Linked DNA regions of Homo sapiens: region 2 is linked to region 1. A link is an interaction called in ENCODE POLR2A ChIA-PET data of the cell type or tissue named here. Cell type or tissue: PC-3. All regions are shown on one strand. Links, peaks and the distances in the headings refer to the core of each region. The heading gives the core; the rest is flanking DNA. Region 1 holds the start of LOC105378353 (a long non-coding RNA gene). Region 2 overlaps CDH23 (cadherin related 23).

Evidence for each region. ChIA-PET counts read pairs that join two places held together with the same protein. Peaks named below come from ENCODE experiments on the same cell type or tissue, not always from the same donor. Only the 100,000 strongest peaks of a DNase experiment are listed, where the experiment ranks them.
Region 2: POLR2A ChIA-PET joins it to region 1 with 29 read pairs; 4 of 35 experiments call an interaction of 5 or more read pairs at or near these places.

Annotation. Positions count from the first base shown.
Region 1 is chr10:71,344,800-71,355,495 of GRCh38, reverse strand. It overlaps SLC29A3 (solute carrier family 29 member 3), which reads right to left. Exons shown (of 6, transcript NM_018344.6): 4 at 3,708-3,934. LOC105378353 (a long non-coding RNA gene) reads left to right here and starts at 7,429. Exons shown (of 3, transcript XR_946051.3): 1 at 7,429-7,594. RefSeq lists enhancers at 3,542-4,042, 4,043-4,543, 9,143-9,848, 10,555-10,696. In PC-3, for the core only: no CTCF peak of the experiment used is centred there; a DNase peak (open chromatin) is centred at 5,875.
Region 2 is chr10:71,596,690-71,604,689 of GRCh38, reverse strand. The region is part of intron 9 of CDH23 (cadherin related 23); the gene reads right to left. Among named protein-coding and RNA genes, the nearest start is that of CDH23-AS1, 89 kb to the right of the region's middle. In PC-3, for the core only: no CTCF peak of the experiment used is centred there; no DNase peak of the experiment used is centred there.

The DNA.
Region 1 (10,696 bases), core at 1,673-9,672:
TGGCACCATGCACATGTGAATGCATGTGTAACACATACAACACTCACACACACAGTCATACACCTACATGCACACACAAGCACGCAACCACCCCACCACATGGAATGTTCTCCTTGCCAATGGCTTTGACACACATTACCTGTGAGACCGTGTGGCTGCCACACCTTTCACTGCTACCTAACAGAGGAGGCCACACGACCTACTCGGGTGCCAACGGGGCTAGGAGTCAGGCGGATGGACGTGTCACCCTGGACTCTGCTACTTGCTAGCTGGGACCCTAGGGGTAACGTGGCTTCTCTGACTTTACAGTTTGCTCGCTTATAGAATGGGAATAACAACCCCTGCCCTGTGTGTTGCTTTGAGGACTGACTGAGATGTTCACAAAGGGCCTGGCACACAGTAGACTTCAACAAACGCTATGCCCTGCCTCGCCACGACTGCATTGTTGCTTCTGGGAGGCAGCAGACATGTCTTTCTGTTCCTTCGAACCCTCACAGCCATGGGTCATCTTCCTGTGCTGGCCATGAGTCAGAAGGTCTGTGTGCAGCATTGCTTGGGAACACTGGCACCAGCGTGGGCTGATCACTTACTTTCTTCCCTGCCTGTGTTTATTTGCCTGGAAAGTGGGGCTAACACTTGTCCTGTTCATCACAGGTGACCGTAGTGAGGTGGAAACAGGACGATGAGTGGAAAAGCACTGACAACAAGGCCAACACCATCACCATCAATGCGGGAAGGGCCTGATGGATGAGCTGGGTTGACTGGCGGGATGAACCTGCCCACTTCAGAGGATCAGAATGTCCATTCCTGAAGAGGTGGGAAGAAGGCTGGGTCCGTGTGGGCATGGCCTGCTCTGTCTCCATCAGGCAGCTCTTACACAGCACCACTTTCCTGCCCACTATTGCACGAAGCAGAGGGGAAGGGGGACAGTCAGGCCCCGTCCACCGTGCGCACCATCACGGCTCCCCATGCTCTGCCTGTGGCCTCTATGGCTCTACAGAGAATAGCCCTTGGTCTGACGGAGGATCCTTTCCCCAGCCTCTCCACCATAAGTTCTATTAGCCTGGGTAGTACTTGAGGGAGGGCAAAGGTATAAAAATTAGCACTGTAATTAGGAACTCAGACTCCAGAATCAAAACATCCGAGTCCAAACCTGGCTCTACTTCTTCTAGTTGTGTGACCTTCAGCAAGTCCCTTAACCTCACTGTGCCTCTGTATCCTCATCTATACAATGGGGGTGTTAATAATACCCACCTCGTAGGGCTGTGATGAAGATTAAAAGGATTATTACACGTGAAGCACTCAGAAGCCTGCCTGGTGCGGAGAAGTGCCAAATACCAAACAAATCCTTTCTGATTCCCAGTTAGGTGCTTGGCTATTTCTGTGCTTCCCACATCAAAGCAGCAACAACGGGTAAACCCTTTGCCAAGAGGATGCCCACTTCTGAGAAGCTGTAATCCCCGCCTAGACATTTTGCAAGAACTGGGGTTAAACTCAGTAAGACACTCCCCAGCTGCCCCAAGGAGGAGATCTTAACATCACTGCCTACTGATTTTCCTCTCTCTCTTTCCAACTTGTAGAGAATTTACAATATTATCATCAACAACAAACCAGGCCTCCGGGAGCTCATCCTTCATGACTCTCCACTTTTATCTCATCAGTTATGGAAATACATGCAAATGAGGGGTTTAAAAAAACACCAGCGCAAAACAAATGAATTGTTCCTCAGATGCCAACGCGTGCGGAATTCACAGACGGGCTGTGCTGGAAAAAAGCAAGTGGGGCTGGCGAGGTGGTCTTGTGGCCTCTGGAAGACTGGGACACCTTGATTTTCCAGGGTGTTGGGCACCCACGAGGGCCCAATACAGTGGTGACCACGGTTTAGACTCAGGGTCATTAATACTGGCGTAGAAGTACTAAACTTCCCCACTTTTCTGAACGGACTTTCTGAAAAATCCATAGGAGACTCCCCATCCCTAGAAGATCACAGGTGGACAGATTAACCCGAGGACCGCTTGCCAATGTAAATGGTGAGTTTGGTCACTGGCTCCTGGAGAGCCTGCCAGCAAGGATGGAAGGAACTAAGGGGATAAGAGCCTCCTTCTGAGATGGCGGTGACAGAAGGAATTAAATCCCATGTCCAGTGGCCACTGCCTTCAGTCCAGAAATGCCCGTTTGAAAGCATCGCTGATGCATGTTGCCTGCACCCAGGAAACTTAGCAACAAGTCCATTTTTATTTTATCTTAGGCCCAAGTGTTTCCCAGGATACAGCCAGAAGCCTAATCTGATCTCAGAAATGGCAAACAGATTGAAGCTCACATCTAGACTCTGATCTGCTGAGAGTAACTGCCTCAAGTGCTGCGCTGAGAAGGATTTAGAAGCTCAGGATGAAAGATAGAGATCCACCAGTGATGTCTGGCACTGGCTCGAGTGGGGAAGGGACATACCCTTGTCAAAGTATTGTCATCCTGGCCACATGCTTCCTGGCATTATTAACTAAGGGGCACAGCACAGGTTCCTTGTGAAATTGCTGTCAGTGGGCAAATGTTTAGAGCTCTCCTCTGCATAACAGGGGCATGTGGAAGGGCAGACACAGCAGCAGAACCTCCAGTCTTGCTCCCAGGGACTGTGGCCTCCTGGCAAAGCACCAATGGTTCCTGACCCGCTCCTTTTTACCTGGCTGGGTCATCTGGGTGAGAGATGTGTGTGTCTCCAGCTTAGAGAACAAAAGTGCCAAGGCCTCCGGAACAGGCTCATCAACATCAGCATCAAACATCAGCTAGAGGGGTCGGCCCACGTCGTGCACAGGCATACCCACGGGATACCAAAGCTTGGGGGTGCTGGGGGTGAGAGTTTATTCACTGAGCCATCAGCTCCGAGGGGACTGGTGCTTGTTCATCTTTGCATCCCCAGGACATAGCAGGTCCTCTATAAAATCAGAAAGGAAGAAAAGACAGAAGGAAGGAAAGGAGACAAGAAGGGGAAGAAAGATAAGGAAAAGGAAAAATAGGAGAGGAATAGGAGAAGGAGGGAAGGAAAGGGAGGAAGGCTGGTTTCAGGAATTGCCTTTTGTAGGCAGACCATGTTATCCAAAAATAGCTGCGACTCTGTCTCCCCTCCTGCCTACCTTCTCACAGTCACGGTGGGAGACTTTCATACTCTCCCAGAGGTGGGTCCATCTGTCTTGAGTCTGGGTGAGCTTATGGCTATGGCAGAACTGACCCTATGTGGCTTCTTTTGCTAAATCAGAAATAAAGCTTCTGCCTGGATCTCCTGAAATGCCGGCTTTTGCAACCCAGACACCATGCCATGAGGAAGTCAAAGTTGCCATTTGAGGTCCACATAGAGAGGAACGGAAGTCCCTGGCCCCAGCCCAGCCCTGGCTAAGCTTCCAGCCAGCAGCCACTATCAACACGCCAGCCAGGAGGGCGTGCCACCTGGAACTGGATCCTCCGCTCCCCGTCGAGCTATGCTGGCTGATGCCATGGGGAGAAGAGAAGAGCTACACCTGCAAACTCCTGTCCAAGCTGCAAATTTGTGAGTAGTAGAAATGACCGTTGTTGTTCTACAACACTAGATGACTGAAACACAATCAGCACCCATGCCATTTCCTTTTCAGAAAAGGCCACCACATGCTCATCTCTGGCTCCCTCCCATGACTCCTGGGTGGATGAACCTGGTCAGCTGCCCGGACCCTGGCTCTCACCTGATATCAGTGCCTGGGAGTTCCTCATAGGAAAGGAGCCGGTCATGCCGTAGATGCTGCTGCTGAAGACAGTGGAGGCACCGCTGAGGATCACCATGCAGACAATGGTGACCGCAAAAAAGCCACGGGTCCAGGAGGAAGTGTCCACCTTCACCAGTGCAGTTATCACCATGAAGATGGCCAGGATGACCGTCAGTGAGGCCAGGACACGGATGTGGACTGCAACCCTGGGGCGAGGATGCCAGAAGCAGTTAGACACCCCTTCGGGGCTCCTGTGTGGGCTGGGGCTGGTGAGCCACCTTAAGGGAAGCAGGCGAGCTTAGCAGTTAGGACTGTTCACTCTGCAGTCAAGAGGCCTGCACTCGAATCCTGCCTTCCCGGCTCCCTAGCTGTGTGGCCTTGGGTAAGGGACTCAGTTGCTCTGGTTTCAGCTTTTGAACTTGTACAATGGGGAGAGTTGATTCAACTCACAGGGGGGTGAGGCTGAAGAGGTGAGCAGTGTGGGGTGCAAGCGGCAGTGCCTGGCTCAGGGCCAGCGCTCAGTGGGTTCTGCTGCTTTTCACCTTGCTGTGAGGTTCAAGGACACGAGGACACCAGGATGTTCAAGGCAAACCCCTGCTCTTCCTGCCACAGGGCTGAGCTCCTGCTGGCTTTGTCTAGTGTTTAAACAGAGCAGCCACCCACTGAGCTTCCTTTCCCCAAAACTTAGCAGGAGGTTTGGGGGCAAAGGGAAGAAGGAAAGAAAATCATCGTCGTCATCTTCATCATCATCGTCGCCATAGCAAACACTCAAACAGTGTTTAATGCATACTTTTCTAGCACTCTTCTAGGCATTTTCTGTATGCCAGTGTGTTTGATTGTTACACCGGTTCTGTAAGACAGGTATTCGTACCTATCCCATGTATACAGATAAGGAAGCTGACATCAGAGAGGCTGAGGAACTAGCTCAAAGTCACTCAGCAATGAACCCAGGAGGCCTGGCTCTGGTCAGTTCTCAGAATGATGCTCTACTGCCTCCCCTGGAGTGAGGAAATATGGATGGCACAGAAGTGGTGGCCAGGGCAGGGGCATCCTCCTGTGATGGCCTCAGTCATCATGGGGAGCAGGTGATGCCAAGTTAGTGCTGCCTGGGGCCAAGGGAACCCCCACACTCCCCAGCACCATGCCTGCATATGAGCCATGTACTCTTCCCAGCCCCCATACTGGCCTGGGGAGAAAAGCAGGGAAGGATTCTATCTGAGAAGCTGCACATTTTTATTCTAGGAAGCAAGAACATCATCTCAAGGGGCTGCTTAAATCATCAGATTAGACTAAGCTTTAAACCGGATTGGATGTGTAGTTAATTTTCCTGCTAACCAGTGGGAGGGGGCTGGGAGAAAAGCCAGATTACATACTTTTTTTTAATTAAAAAAAGAAAAACTTGAAAGGTAGGAAAAATACACACACACACACACACACACACACACACACACACGTAGGTGTGAAATGATGAGCAAGAAAAGCAAGAAAGGAATTTTTTCAAAGTGCTTTTGTGGCCCCAGGCTAATTTGAGTTTCCCTCTGGTCCTCAGCTAAAGGGAGAGCAGGTGCTGTCACTGCTTTCTAAGGGGTATGAGGAAGCCCAAGAAATGAAGGGACAGTTCAAGGTTGTGGAGTGAGTCTGTAGGGAGCTGGGATGAGAACCCAGGTGTGCTGAGCCCCAGCCCATCACTCAGTCTGTTAACATGTGTACTCAATGGTGTGGTCATTCCGCAAATGTGCATTGAGCAACTACTGTGTGTCCAGTACTATGCTGGATGCCCAGGACACGGGACAGACCAGCAACAGATATGTCATCTCACTGTGGTAGGTGCTCCATCAGGAGGCCCCAGGGCATCACACAGCACATCTGAGGGGCACAAAACCCACCCTGGGCATCGTGGAAGGCCATTTGGAGGCAATGTCTATGCTGGATGGTAACGACGAATGGGAGGATATAAGTGCATGTGTCTTGGGAGAGAGAGTGAGGCATGTTCAGGGAGCTGCAAATGGACTCTGGCTGTAGTCAAGATGCGAGCAGAGGAGCACAGAGGTGATGCTGGGGAGAGGCGTGGACTCATGTCCTGGAGGAGGGCGGGGTGTGGGGCCTTTGTCTGCCAGCACAATGTTCCCTGGGAGAACATTCCTTCGCCTAGTCATCCTGGGGAGGTGGTCAGCCAGGTTGCCCACACCCACACCCACACAGCCACAAACAACAGGCATGTGACGCAGCCTGGGGCAGTCAGTGTTGCCTGCTCCTAGACCCTGGGGTTGAGTTAGGAATTAGCATGTGACCCACATAGGATCTTTAAGTCTTCCCTGGGACTGCTACATGGGAGCCGTGGAGAGAAGCTCACTGCCGAGACTGTGTCTGGGGCTGCTGGCTGCCATCTAGCCAGTTGCGTAGGGCGAGGCTAGACATGGAGGAAAAGCCATGCAGAGACACACGGAGCCCAGGGGTGGTGCAGAGGAGATCCCCTAGATCCAAAGATGCCTAAAGGTGGACCTGCCTTTAATTTTCACTTAAAGAGGACATCCTTTTATTGTGGGTACTCAAAGTACCCACTAACGCAAAGAGGTACATCAGGGTTTCAAGCTGGGAATGATATGGTCAGAAGCTACAGCAATGCTGCTGGTGTCCTGCCCATGTGCCCTCCCTTTTACAACTCCAGGAGTGGTGTTACTTACCTGGGAGTGACAGGTAAGGAACACCTCCTAAGAGCAGCCTTCAACCAATGACTAGGGAAGTTGGTACATAAATACCCCAGCTCCCTCCTGCTCAGCCATGCTCCACACTGGCTCTCCAAGATCCCCAGCAGGACTGTGTTCTTGTCCCTCCTGAAGGAGCTGACTTGATAAGGCATCCTCTGCTGACTGCCTTCCCTTTCCTGTCCCCATTCCATACTCTCCCACCTTCACCTCCCAGATAAACTACTCGCATTTGAATCCTTGTTTCAGGGCCTGCTTGTGGGGAACCTTGCATTAAGATGCCCATGAAGACCTCACACTGACACACATCTTCTCAAGGTCTGCAGGGGCTTTGGCCTGGACAGGAGCTGTTGGGCAGCCAGGTAGACACCTGGACCCTTGGCGGCCCGGAGCATCTATCGTAAGAGTACAGCAGGGGCCCTGGAGGCCAGCAGTCAAGACTTACCCCTGATGCTCGAGGTGGTCCTACACACTCAGCTCTGTCACACAGTGTCCCCACCCTCTCCTAGCAGCTGGAGCTGTCCCACCCACTCCCAAGATAAGGGCCAGCAGGGCATGGAGCCTGAGTCAGGAGACCGGAGCCCTGCCCAGCTCTGTCATCGGCTCTCCGTGTAACCCCTGACAAATATTCAACCTCTCTGGGCCTCAGTCCCTTCATCTCTAAAAAGAAGCAGCTAGACCCGATAATATTAAGGTCCCTAACAGCTAATGATTCTAAATCTGAAAAAATTCAAGTGGAGAGAGAGGTTGGGAACAAATGCCAAGAAGTTTGAACCAGTTCCTTGGGGCAAGAAGGAGGCAAAGGCCAGGCTGGAAAGATGAGGCGCGCTGCAAAGGCAGAGCCCTGCCTTGTTCTCCCCCAGCACAGGCACAGGGCCTGGCAGGCACTGGGTAAATATTTGCTGGATGTACAAATTGACAAGCAAGGGAGATCAGTAGCACCCGGGGGTGGGGAGGTTTCATGCTGGTCTGAACCTCCCAGCGGCTGTCTGCTTCTTGATCCCTGCTGCCTCAGCATGGCAGGAAGTCCAGCTGGAAGCATCCGCCAGCCTCGGGAATGGCCTCTGCCTCTAACTGCCTCCTCACAGACACGGCCAGGAAAAAGTCCAGCAGGAATGGTGCAGCATCATGGGAGCCCTCCTGTGTGCCTGTCGCTACAAGGTAATAAGTTCCTTGAACAGGAAGGTTGTTTTGCAGAGAGCTGGGGGACTGCTTACTCAGGTACCCCCAGGGCAGGAAAGTTGGGGAGGAATCAGAGAGGAGGAGGTCAATACCAAATGCATTCCAGAAACGATGCAGTGTGGAACGCTGCTCTGTCCCCTCCTCTGTCCCCCTACATGGCCCTTCACCCGCACAGGTCTCCTTCCCGCCTGCTAATTATCTGCTGCATAAACCACTCTTGCCCAGAGCCTCCATCCGTGGGCTCTAGGGCTATTTTCAACATTCATCAAGCTTCATGAAATGTGCCAGCTGCAAGCCTGGTCCACAGGCATGAACAGAGGACACTGGCTTCCCTCTCTGCTGCTTCCACCCAGGAAGGGAGAGTGGCCCAGGGGACAGTCGTGCTCTTAGGGTCTTAGGAAAGTCTAGACTTTCAGCTGCTGTAATGTCTGGGGTTCTACTTGGAGACAGGGCATGGCCAAGAGGACAGCTTCAAGACCAAGACCCTGGGGCAGGTCTCAGTCCTGTGAAGACTCTTGGAGAGGCTGCCTCCAGTACCCAGGTTGCCGGTCCCCCGACTCCCTGACTCGTGAGGGCTCAGGACCCCACTTATGATTTCTTCATAAGTCTCCAAGATGTAAATCCTCCTCATAAGTATTTATGATGCTGCAGATTTAACATAATAAAACACTTGGCGATTATGGATAAGCCAGTCGGGAAAGCCACGGTTCTCCAGGAGGGGAGAAAAGGAGACTTTTCAATCTCGCACATTAAATAAAAAACAGCTTAGCCCCAGACCATCTTCCCACAGCCTGGAAACAGATGGAGGCCTCAGAGGATGTTCCTGCATTGCCCTTGCCCCCTCTCCTAGAGCCTAGGAGGAGCAGGGGCAGGCCAGGGGTGGGCTAATTCCCTCTGAGAATGTCCTGTAACTGCTGAGCCATCTGCCGGGACCCAATCTCAGAGGGTAGCTGGCCTGGGGGCCCACATCTCACTGGAGACAGACCCAGCCCTTCTTAACCACCCCCTTCCATCGCAGCAGCCTGAATCCCGGAGAGACAGGGCTCTCACTAGAAGGATCTTGGGAGTGGTTCTGCCTGCAGGGGCAGGGGTGGGTGCAAAGCTGGGGAACTAGGATGTAGGTGGCTCAGGGGTTCCAAGCACAGATGTAGGGTGAGAAGGTCCCAGTTCAAATCCTGACTCCTCCCTTTCATTCTAGCCAAGGCTGGAGTGCAGTGACGTGACCATAGCTCACTGCAGACTTGAACTCCTCGGCTCAAGCGATCCTCCTGCCTCAGCCTACTGAGTAGCTGGGACTACATGCATGTGTCACCGTGCCAGGCTAATTTTTTAAAAATTTATTTTTGTAGAAACAGTATCTTGCTATAGTGCCCAGCGTTCTCTCAAACTCCTGGGCTCAAGCAATCCTCCTGACTTGGCCTCCCAAAGTGCTGAGATTACAGGTTTGAGCCACTGCACTCCGCCTGGCTCCATCCTTAATGGCCACCTTCCCTTGGGCCAGTCACCTCCATGAGCCTGTTTTCCCATCTCAAACCAGGGTCACAGCAGTTTCCAGCTCTTAGGCTGCCGTGAGGGTTAAAAGAGATAATGCATCTGCAGGATATAATGCTCAGAAGTGCTACTGTTAATTGGCTAGCATTCTCTCACAGCCCAGAGGCTGGACGTTCCCTGCCACTCCTGACCCATGGCCCAGGAGTACTTTCAGCCTGTGGGACCTCCAGACCACTGAAGAGGCAACAGGCAGACTCAGCTGTCCCATGGTGCCCCTGTGGTCTCCTGATTTCCACCTGGAAAATGAGGCAATGTCACAGCCTCCCTCCTGGGTTGCAGTGCAGCCTAAGGGACATGACAAGGGGTGATCGAGGCATTACACTCTTGCTATAGTTCAGATGGTGATTCTGGAACTGGAAGGGGCTGGGAGCTCTCTCTAGGCTATCTGGGCTGGACAAACAGCCCCACATCCTCTGGGCGGGCTGAGCGAGTAGACAGATAAAACCATAAGTGAGCCAAGGGCTCCCCCCACCACGGCTGTCTCCCCTCTTCCTCGCCTCCTGCTCCTGCCTGCACTGGCTCTCAACACACCCTCTCTCCTGCGAGGCGCAGCCGGGACCCCTGCTCTGCCCTCCTCTACTCTCCTCCTGGGGTGGCGGTCTCCGCAGGCTGTGCCCCCTCTGCTAGGACACTGACTATGGCCCTAGCTTCGAAGGCAGGAGTGAGGCCTGTGAAGGCCAGTTGGCTGGTGAGAGGGGCTGCAACGCCCCTCTCCTTCTCATTCTTCCAGACTGCACTTTGGTTTGGAGAAGGGTGCAAATTCCATTGGGAGGTGGGATCTATGTCCCCTTGAAATGAAGGGGGCTTTGTGACTGCCCAAACCAGTCAAGTGTGGCAAAAGTGACAGCACATGACTTCCAAGACCAGGTTGTAAAAACCACGCAGCCTCTCCCTTGTTCTCAGCCACTGGGTAAGCCATCCTATTACCCTGAGGCTGACATGTGACACTACAAAGAGAGAAGAGAGAGAGAGAGGGGATATGAATGGCTGCAGCTCCAGCTGCCATCTGACTGCAACTGCAGGAGAGAGTATGACAGCTGAACCTCGATAACCCCCAGAACATGAGAAGTACTCATGACTTGTATTGTTTTAAGCCACTATGCTTTGGGATCATATTATGTAACAGATAACTGCAATATCCCCATGACATAATATGTTTGGAAAGACTGATCTATTCAGGCTCAGCATGTAAAAGACACTCGTGGTGCCCTCTCTCCTCTTGCACCCAGAGCAGACATCACTAATCAATCCCAGCACCCTCCCTGAAGCCAGACCTGCCTTAGAATCTTGTCCAGCTAGAGATCTGGCAGTCACTACAAATTGATTAGAACTGGGCAAAACAGATTTGCTATCAGTGACCTCAGGTTTTAGTAGGCCATGGCGAACAGCAGCCCAGGTTTCTGGACCGACCATAACATAGCCATTGATATCATTTAGTGGCAGCTTAGGAGAAATGCAGGCAAAGTAGCTAGGGCTATTGTCTTTGTAAACTCAAATTGAGAATTTGAGCCAGCAAGTCACCCACGGGGG
Region 2 (8,000 bases), core at 1-8,000, 250 kb before region 1:
GGCACTCCTGCTGGGGAGACTGGCCTGAGCAAAAGGGTGGAGGTGGGACCATGGCTTCCCAGGTGGGGAGCCAGCAGGAGAAGCAGAGAGTTCACAGGAAGCTGTCAGGAGAGGCTGATGCCCAGAGGAGGAAGCAGTTTGGATTTTTGTCTGGCTCTGAGGAGCTCCTGCAGGGGTTGGGCTGGAGGCAGGAAAGCCTGCTGGTGACGAGGGCATGGACTGGGTGATGGCAGAGAGAAAAGGGGCAATAACAAGGGCTGACGTTTCTTGTGGGCCCGCTGCGTGGCAGACGAGGTGCTCAGCACTTCATGTGAGTTGGTCAGCTACTCCTCAAGGCCTCCTCCTGTGAGGGCATCGTCATTATTCCACTCTTAGCTTTTAAAATTCTTTTTATTTATTTTTTATTTTTAGAGACAGGATCTCACCCTGTCACCCAGCCTGGAGTGCAGTGGCACAATCAGCTCATTGCAGCCTCAAACTCCTGGGCTCAAGGGATCCTCCTGCCTCAGCCTCCCATGTTGCTTAGATTACAGGCATGAGCCACCATGCCTGGCCTTCCATTATTATTGTTATTCCCATTTTACAGGTGAGAAAACAGAGGCACAGAGAGATTAAATGATTTGCCTGAAGTCACACCACTGGCCAGTCACAGAGCCAGGATTCCAGGCCAGCCTGTCTGCCTCTAGAGACTACAGGCTTAGTCCACATGCTGCTTGCCCCTGAGAGATGGGGAAGATGCGTGCTTCTGCCTGTTGACCAAGCGCTTCACATGTTTGTTCACATGCACGACCTCACTGGATCCACAAAATACCGTGTGAAGCCAGCACTGCTACCCATTTATCAGATGAGGAAACTGAGGCACTGTCAGGTGAAGTGACATGTCCAAGGATACATGGTTACTAAGTGACCATGCTGGGATTAGAACCTGGGTCTTTTGGGTCTCACATAGCCCTCATGGCTGCCATGGGCCTTGCCTCTCCTGTGTGGGACTGGTGCTCCCTCAGCCCTGGGGCCCGGAGTCTGGCCAGGAGGTGAGCAAGGTGAGGAAAAGGAGAGCAGGAAAAGGAGGCCCCCCCTGCTGCCTGCTTGGCACCCGGTTACCTCCGGGGCCTGGGGCAGGTAGGCCCAAACACCCATGCTTCCCTTCAACTGGGGTCTCTCCTTGGGCTAAGAGTGGGAGCCAAGGTGCCCCAGGTCCCCCAGCCTGTGCCTCCCAGAGGGCTGGCTGTCTGTTCTGCCTGTCACTGGGCAGGGCCCACATAACTCACCCGAGGCTTGGCACTCAAGAGAGGTCAGGGCACAGGGAGATTTACAGCCCCGATAAAGCCATCTCAGTCTGTGCATAAGCAGTGTTTGATATTTGATGATCTGAAAGGCCTTGTCCCAGGGAAGGAGGGGGAGGGAGGAAGGAGTGGGAGAGACACTTAAGAAAACAAAGAGGACGGTGATCAGACGCCCAAGGAGAAGAAAGCCCATGGCAGGAGGAGGGGGCACGCGCTGTCTGTCATCCTGGACGTGTTGTCACCCCCTCCTCTGGCTCCAATCCAGCAATGGGACATGGGAAAGATGGGCCCAGGGATGAAGCTTCTCGGGAAGTGGGGACACCAGAGACCACCTATCTACCACTGGGCCTGTCCGTACCAGGTATGGGGTGGGTCATACCCCCAGGGAGCCCACCGTCTAATGGGGAAGATTGGTCATCTTCGGGGAAGGACAAGGCACATGTATGAGGAAGCCGACTGGAGAACTCATAAAGGAGTGGATGTGAATTTAAGAGACTGGTTTCATCATTTGGGGCTTGTGGACATTCTGAGATTCAGTTTCCTCTTTGGAGGTGAGAATACCTTCCCCTCTCACAGGGCTGTTTAGAGGTTCAGTGAGATAAGGAATCTGAAGATGCTTTACAAACTGTAAAGTGCTGAACCCATGTCAGGATGCGTCAAAGATGGTGAACTGGGTGCCTGGGGCAGGTGGAGCTGTGCAGTGCCACAGACTGGATGACGTTAAGCAGGAAAGATGGGCAGAGCGGGGCAGGGTGGGGTGCAATGGCAGTGACAGGTGCACCCTGAAGTTTGTGGGACAAAGAGGGTTGGTGCCCCTGAAACTTCCCTCCAAATCCTACTGCCCAGGGTCCAGCCTCCCCCTCCAACTGCCATCTGTTCAGTCCTTTGTCTTGCATCACTGAGATCATGTGGAAGCAGTGTGGGCCTCAGAGGGTACTGAGTTCAAATCCTAGCTCCACTACTTCTAGCTATGTGGCTTTGGGCAAGTGACTTTGCCTTTGAGCCTCAGTTTCCTCACTTGCCAAAGAGGGACACTGACAGACTCTGCCTCCTGGGGCTGCTGGGAGAACAGAGCTGGTACAGAGCGGCTCTCACTGATTGTCCGAGCCCTCTCCATCTTCCCTGCCATCTTTCCTCCATGAACACTAATCCTGACAGTGCCACGGCTGCCCCTGCCCTCCCGCCCCAAGTGCTGCAAGTTCCAGAGTGAATGACTTTCAAATCTGTGGAAGGAGAACCCATCACACACACCTTGAGCCGGGTAATTTATGAATCAAATTGTGCTCCGTCAGGACTCTGCAGCCCAGAAATAGATGTGGTCGGACGAGGTTCAGGGAGCCAGCCTCAGACACAGTTATCTTCATAGAAACTGGCCACCAGCTGGCTGAACCAGCCCGAATGACCGACCTTGAGGGGTCCCCTGGGGGCTGCAGAGCCCCCCCCCCTCCGCCGCCCACCCAGCCCAGGCCCTGCTCCAATGCCTGAAGGGAGAACAGAGATCTGCCTGGGGCTCAGAAGACAGCTGTGACCCTGGGCCAGTCACTTCACTTCTCTGGGCCTCAGGGTTTTCTCCTGTTTAAAAAAGAGGGGGCTTTTCCATGGCAGTGGTTTTTCAAATGTCTTTGTTTCAGTAGCAGATTCTTGTATCAGACAAAATTTCACACAGAGCTCCAGTATAGAAAACAGCCAAAATCAGAGCTAGTTGCCCTGGCTGAAGCAGATGACGGGGTGTGGAGTCCAGCACACCCAGCACCCCGTTACCCTCCAAGGGGGCCCTGAGGGATGGGGTTCAGGGAATCTGGAGATTCCCAGGACGTTTTCAGTTTTAAGATGCCATGGGAGATCTGATCTTTTTGAAAGGGCAGATATTGCAGTGGCTAGGACCAGGGTTCGAACCTCAGCATTACTTCTCACTAGCTGTGTGACCGTGGGCAAGTTATCTACCCTCTCTGGGCTTGCGTTTCTTTAACCATAAAAAGGGGAGGAGTAATTCTTATCTTATAGGGCTGATGTGAGGATAAAAGCAGGTAATAATCCTACTTAGTTCAGCACAGTGTCCAGCACATCACAGATGCTCAACAAATGTTAGACCTCATTGATTAGTAAACTGAGGATAGAGGTGAAAAAGTCATAAGGCTTGTAAGTGGTCGCACTGAGATTTGAAGCCATGGCCTTTAATGCCAATGCCTATATTCCTTCTCCTACTCCTCCCTAGAAACAATGCTTCTAGAAGGCTCCACCAGAAAGGATGCAGATTGTGCCAGGCCCAGTTTCCTAATGTTGGAGGGTTTTCCGGCATTTGGTCAGTGACTCAGAGTATAACATCAAAGCAGATGATTCTGGTCAGGGCATGACTGAAGGAAAAAAACTACAGATTTGGTTAAGCACAAACCCACTCAGCAATGTGGAAAACATCAAACATCTTGGGTTCGAGTGAGTATGAGTCAGAGTCATCATATTTATGAGAAAAGATGGCAAATTTGTCCTACAGAGTCAGAGCCCCCAGTCTGAAAACAGAAAGGCCAGGGTTTCCCCAGGAACTCTGATACCATGGGGTATAGGAAAGGTCAACTTTTAAAAGCTCTGTGGTCTGCCGGGCATGGTGGCTCAAGCCTGTAATCCCAGCACTTTGGGAGGCCGAGGCGTGTGGATCACAAGGTCAGGAGATCGAGACCATTGCGGCTAACACGGTGAAATCTTGTCTCGACTGAAAATACAAAAAATTAGCTGGGCGTGGTGGTGCGTGTCCGTAGTCCCAGCTACTCAGGAGGCTGAGGCAGGAGAATCGCTTGAACCCGGGAGGCAGAGGTTGCAGTGAGCTGAGATAGTGCCACTGCACTCCAGCCTGGTGACAGAGTGACACTCCGTCTCAAAAAAAAAAAAAAAAAAAAAGTTCTGCGGTCAAACAAATCTGGGAAATGCTCAACAGACATCTTCACTGCTGGACTTGTCAGAGCCTTTAATGTGCTCATGGGCATTGTGATTTGCCAGCACAAGGAAATTGTGATGCAGTGTCTCTCTAACTTATTTGACCACAGAGCCCTTTTTGCAAAGCTTATCTCCTAAAGCATCAGTGGGCCAACCCACTGAAGAAATTGAAGGTGTGGCCGGGTACGGTCGCTCACGCCTGTAATCCCAGCACTTTGGGAGGCCAAGGCAGGTGGATCAACTGAGGTCAGGAGTTTGAGACCAGCCTGGCCAACATGGTAAAACCCTGTCTCTACTAAAAGTACAAAATTAGCCGGGTGTAGTAGCACACATCTGTAATTTTAGCTGCTCGGGAGGCTGAGGCAGGAGATTTGCTTGAACCTGGGAGGCGGAGGTTGCAGTAAGCCGAGATCGCATCATTGCACTCCAGCCTGGGCAACAAGAGTGAAACTCTGTCTCACCAAAAAAAAAAAAAAAAAAAAAAAAAAGGAAAGACATTGAAGGTGTAAATGGGACTATTCCCACAGTTTCCCTCCAGTGGAGTCTCTGAGCATACAAGTTAGATGTGTCAAGTGTCAGAGGTGGAAAATGGAAAGATGCTTAAAGCCTAGCAGGTTCCAACTTTTCCTTCATCCCCTGGAGAAGTGAGAATCAGAGATGAGAAGTAACTTGGTCAACAACACACAGCACGTTAGAAGCAGAACTGGCACCAGATGGGTGGACCAGAAGTCTGGCTCAAGTCTGGACTCCTGTCCAGGCCACAGGTCAGATGTGGCTCTCTGGTCTGCTTTGAGAAGCTTTGGGGACCACACATAAAAGTTTTACTATGGAAAATTTCAAAGAAACACAAATGTAGAGACAAGAGCACAATGAAGCTCTCGGTACCATCACCCAGATGCAACAATCATCAAAATTTTGCCAATCTTATCTTAAAATCACCCCCCACAACACTACCAATTTTTCACGGTGTTAACAGAGGAAATCCCAGTTCATCTTTACATACTGTATGCATCTCTCATAAGGACTTTCAAAAATGCAACAAAACATGCCATTTTCACCCTAAATAAAATAAATGATTCCTCAATGTCACCTAAGACACAGTCCACATTCAAGTCAGGGATGCCATTTTTGAAGCCAACGTCAGGATCAGAGGTTTTTACCTTTTCTGCTCAGCGCTCACAGAACAGGCCTCTGAGATGATTGAAATCAAAGAAAAGGTGCCTTCAACAATAGCTGCAATGTTCCCTTTCTTAAACAAGAACAAAAAGAAGAGCAAAAAAGATCCAAAGCAAATATGGCAAAATGTCAACAAATGTTATCAGGGTGGTGAATACATGGGGGTGTGCTGTGTTGGTTTCTGTACTTTTCTAAATATTTAATATTTCACATTTGCCAGTGAACTTGGCCCTGCTTCTCTGACAAAGGCCAGGGGTCCCGGGCTGGGATGTGGGGTGGAGTGTGGGGTGGGGTGGGTGGTTGGCCATTTCATCCCGGCAGCCTGCCTCCAGAATGCCCTCATCCTCCCAGCTGGAGGCTCAGCCCCAGATGTCATATTATGTCCCAAGCCCTTGGCCCAGTGCCCCACACCAAGTAGGCGTTCAGAGAATGCTTGATGAATGAGCCCAGCCAGATAGGGAGGGATGTCCCAAGACGCTCCCATCCCTTGGCTCACACAGGCAGAAACTTCTGCTGAGCAAGCGAGAAACAGGAAAAAGAGAGACGTCCTTGCCTTTTCGACCAGGGAGGAGGCTCCACAACCCAAATCTTTCCAAAGCCTCTGGCCGCTTTTTTGAAAAAGAGAAGTCACAGGAGCGACTTTTGGGTCTTTCCCACTGGGCCACCCTACAGATGCGTGGCCTGGTGTCCTTCTCAATTACATGGGTTCCTGGCCCTGCCTCCTTCCCCATCAGCTGTTCTGGGTTACAGACCCCTAGTCTGTCGGCAGGAGGGAAGGCAGGCTCTCTGGGAAGTGCTCCAAAGCAGTGGATACCCTATAGCACTCCCACTCCAAACTCTGGGCATAGGCCCTCCTGGAGAGGGCCCGGAGCAAAGGGTCCTGCTACAGACAGATGGCGTCACTTGGGGTGTTTGCAAGCTTGAGACTCAGCACTCATAGAAAAGAGGAAGTAACCTCTTTGCTTGTGGAGGAAGCTCTTGGCACTGCTCCTGGCACCAAGCAGAGCCTCAGAGCCCAAACACTGTCCCCAGCCTAGGCCAGAACAGAGGGCAGCCTTTGATCTTCAGCTCCCTCTACAAACCTCTGCCCAGATGTACTCACTCTCCCTCCCAGCACTAAACCCCAAGCAAGGTCAGCTGTGGCCTCCCCAGCCTACAGGCTCCCGTCGGAAGATGACTTACGGCTTTAATTACGAAAGGCCGGGTGGAGCCTCAGGAAGGAGCCAGCCCCACCATGCTTGGTCCCTGTCGACGTGGAGCTGCCAAGTTGGCAAGGCTGGTACTGGTGCCTGCCTACACATTGCCACACCAACCCCTACTCTCTGTGCTATGGCCAGGCCCTCCCCTCCCTTCCCAGTTGCCCACAGCCTGGGCCTACCCCGCCTTTGAGGGTGGGGGTGGGGCGGGATCATGGATACAACAGAGTACACACTCTGTTAGAAGAGAGGCTCTGAGGGCGACAGTTTTGTCTGTCCTGTTCATGGCCATATCCCCAGCAGTGAGTACGAGAGGTGCCTGATAAATATTTATGAATTATCAAATAAGTCCAAAGTCCTGTATTGCAAAGGTGGACAATGGTAGCCATTAAACTGTCTAGCAAGCTAAAGGCAGAGCCAATAGACCAGAAGCAACTACCCTGACCCCCAGGGCCACACCTCTCCTTCCTCACTGCTTGGTGGATGAGCTGCCAGGTCCTGCCAATCCCTACTGCCCTCCTGCACTGAAAGGAGCCTCCTTGGGAGGTAGGTTCCAAGGACCACCACAGCAGGCTCTGAGGAGCCCCTGCCCCTGTCCTTGACAGCCCTGTACCTGTGGCAGCTTCAGGGCGGATGAGGTGGGGAGTGGGGAGGGAGAAGTAATGGTGAGGACAGCTGGGGCAGAGTAGCCCCAAGAGCCAGGTGGGAAACAGTCCCTTTCTCAAGCTCTGGGCCTCTGCTTTCTCATCTTGGGGCTTGGAAAGGCTCAACTGGATGATATCCGGGTCCCTGTGGCCTGTGACAGGTGAGGTCCATGAAACCAGCCCCATGTTGGGAGAAAGACGGAGACCAGCTAGGGGACAGAGGAGGTGGCGATGCCTGCTCTGCTCCCCACCCTCCCGGCCCCAGGACTGCCATCGGTTCCTGCCCAGGCCTGGGTTATCAATCTCCTTCCACCTGGAGAACTCCCCTAAATGAAATTCCTGTTGGCGTGGGGCCTATGATATAACAAGTCAGTCACTTTGCCTGGGAAATGAAAGATGATGAGGCAGAGTTCCCAGGACAGAGGCGACCTCCATAAATCTGCCAGAGTGTGCTGGGGATTACTTTGTGGGATTAATTATCTGTCCTTCAAACAAAGACCTGACCTCAGTGGCCCAATGTCCCCAACCTGGGAGGGAGGAAGGGAGTGCCGGGCAGCGGGGAGGTGGGGACCGGGGCTGGGAGGCAGGCCCTGGGGCGGGCTGGGCAAGGGGCATTGTGGAGTGCCAGTTCAGCACTTCACTCCTCCTGTAAGATCCTACGTGCTCCCCCCTGCCCAACACGGCAAGTCCACCTGGCTTCCAGCACTTTCTGCAACTTGGCCCTTTGTGACCTATCCAACAACTTTGTGACCCATTCCCATCTGCTTCTCATG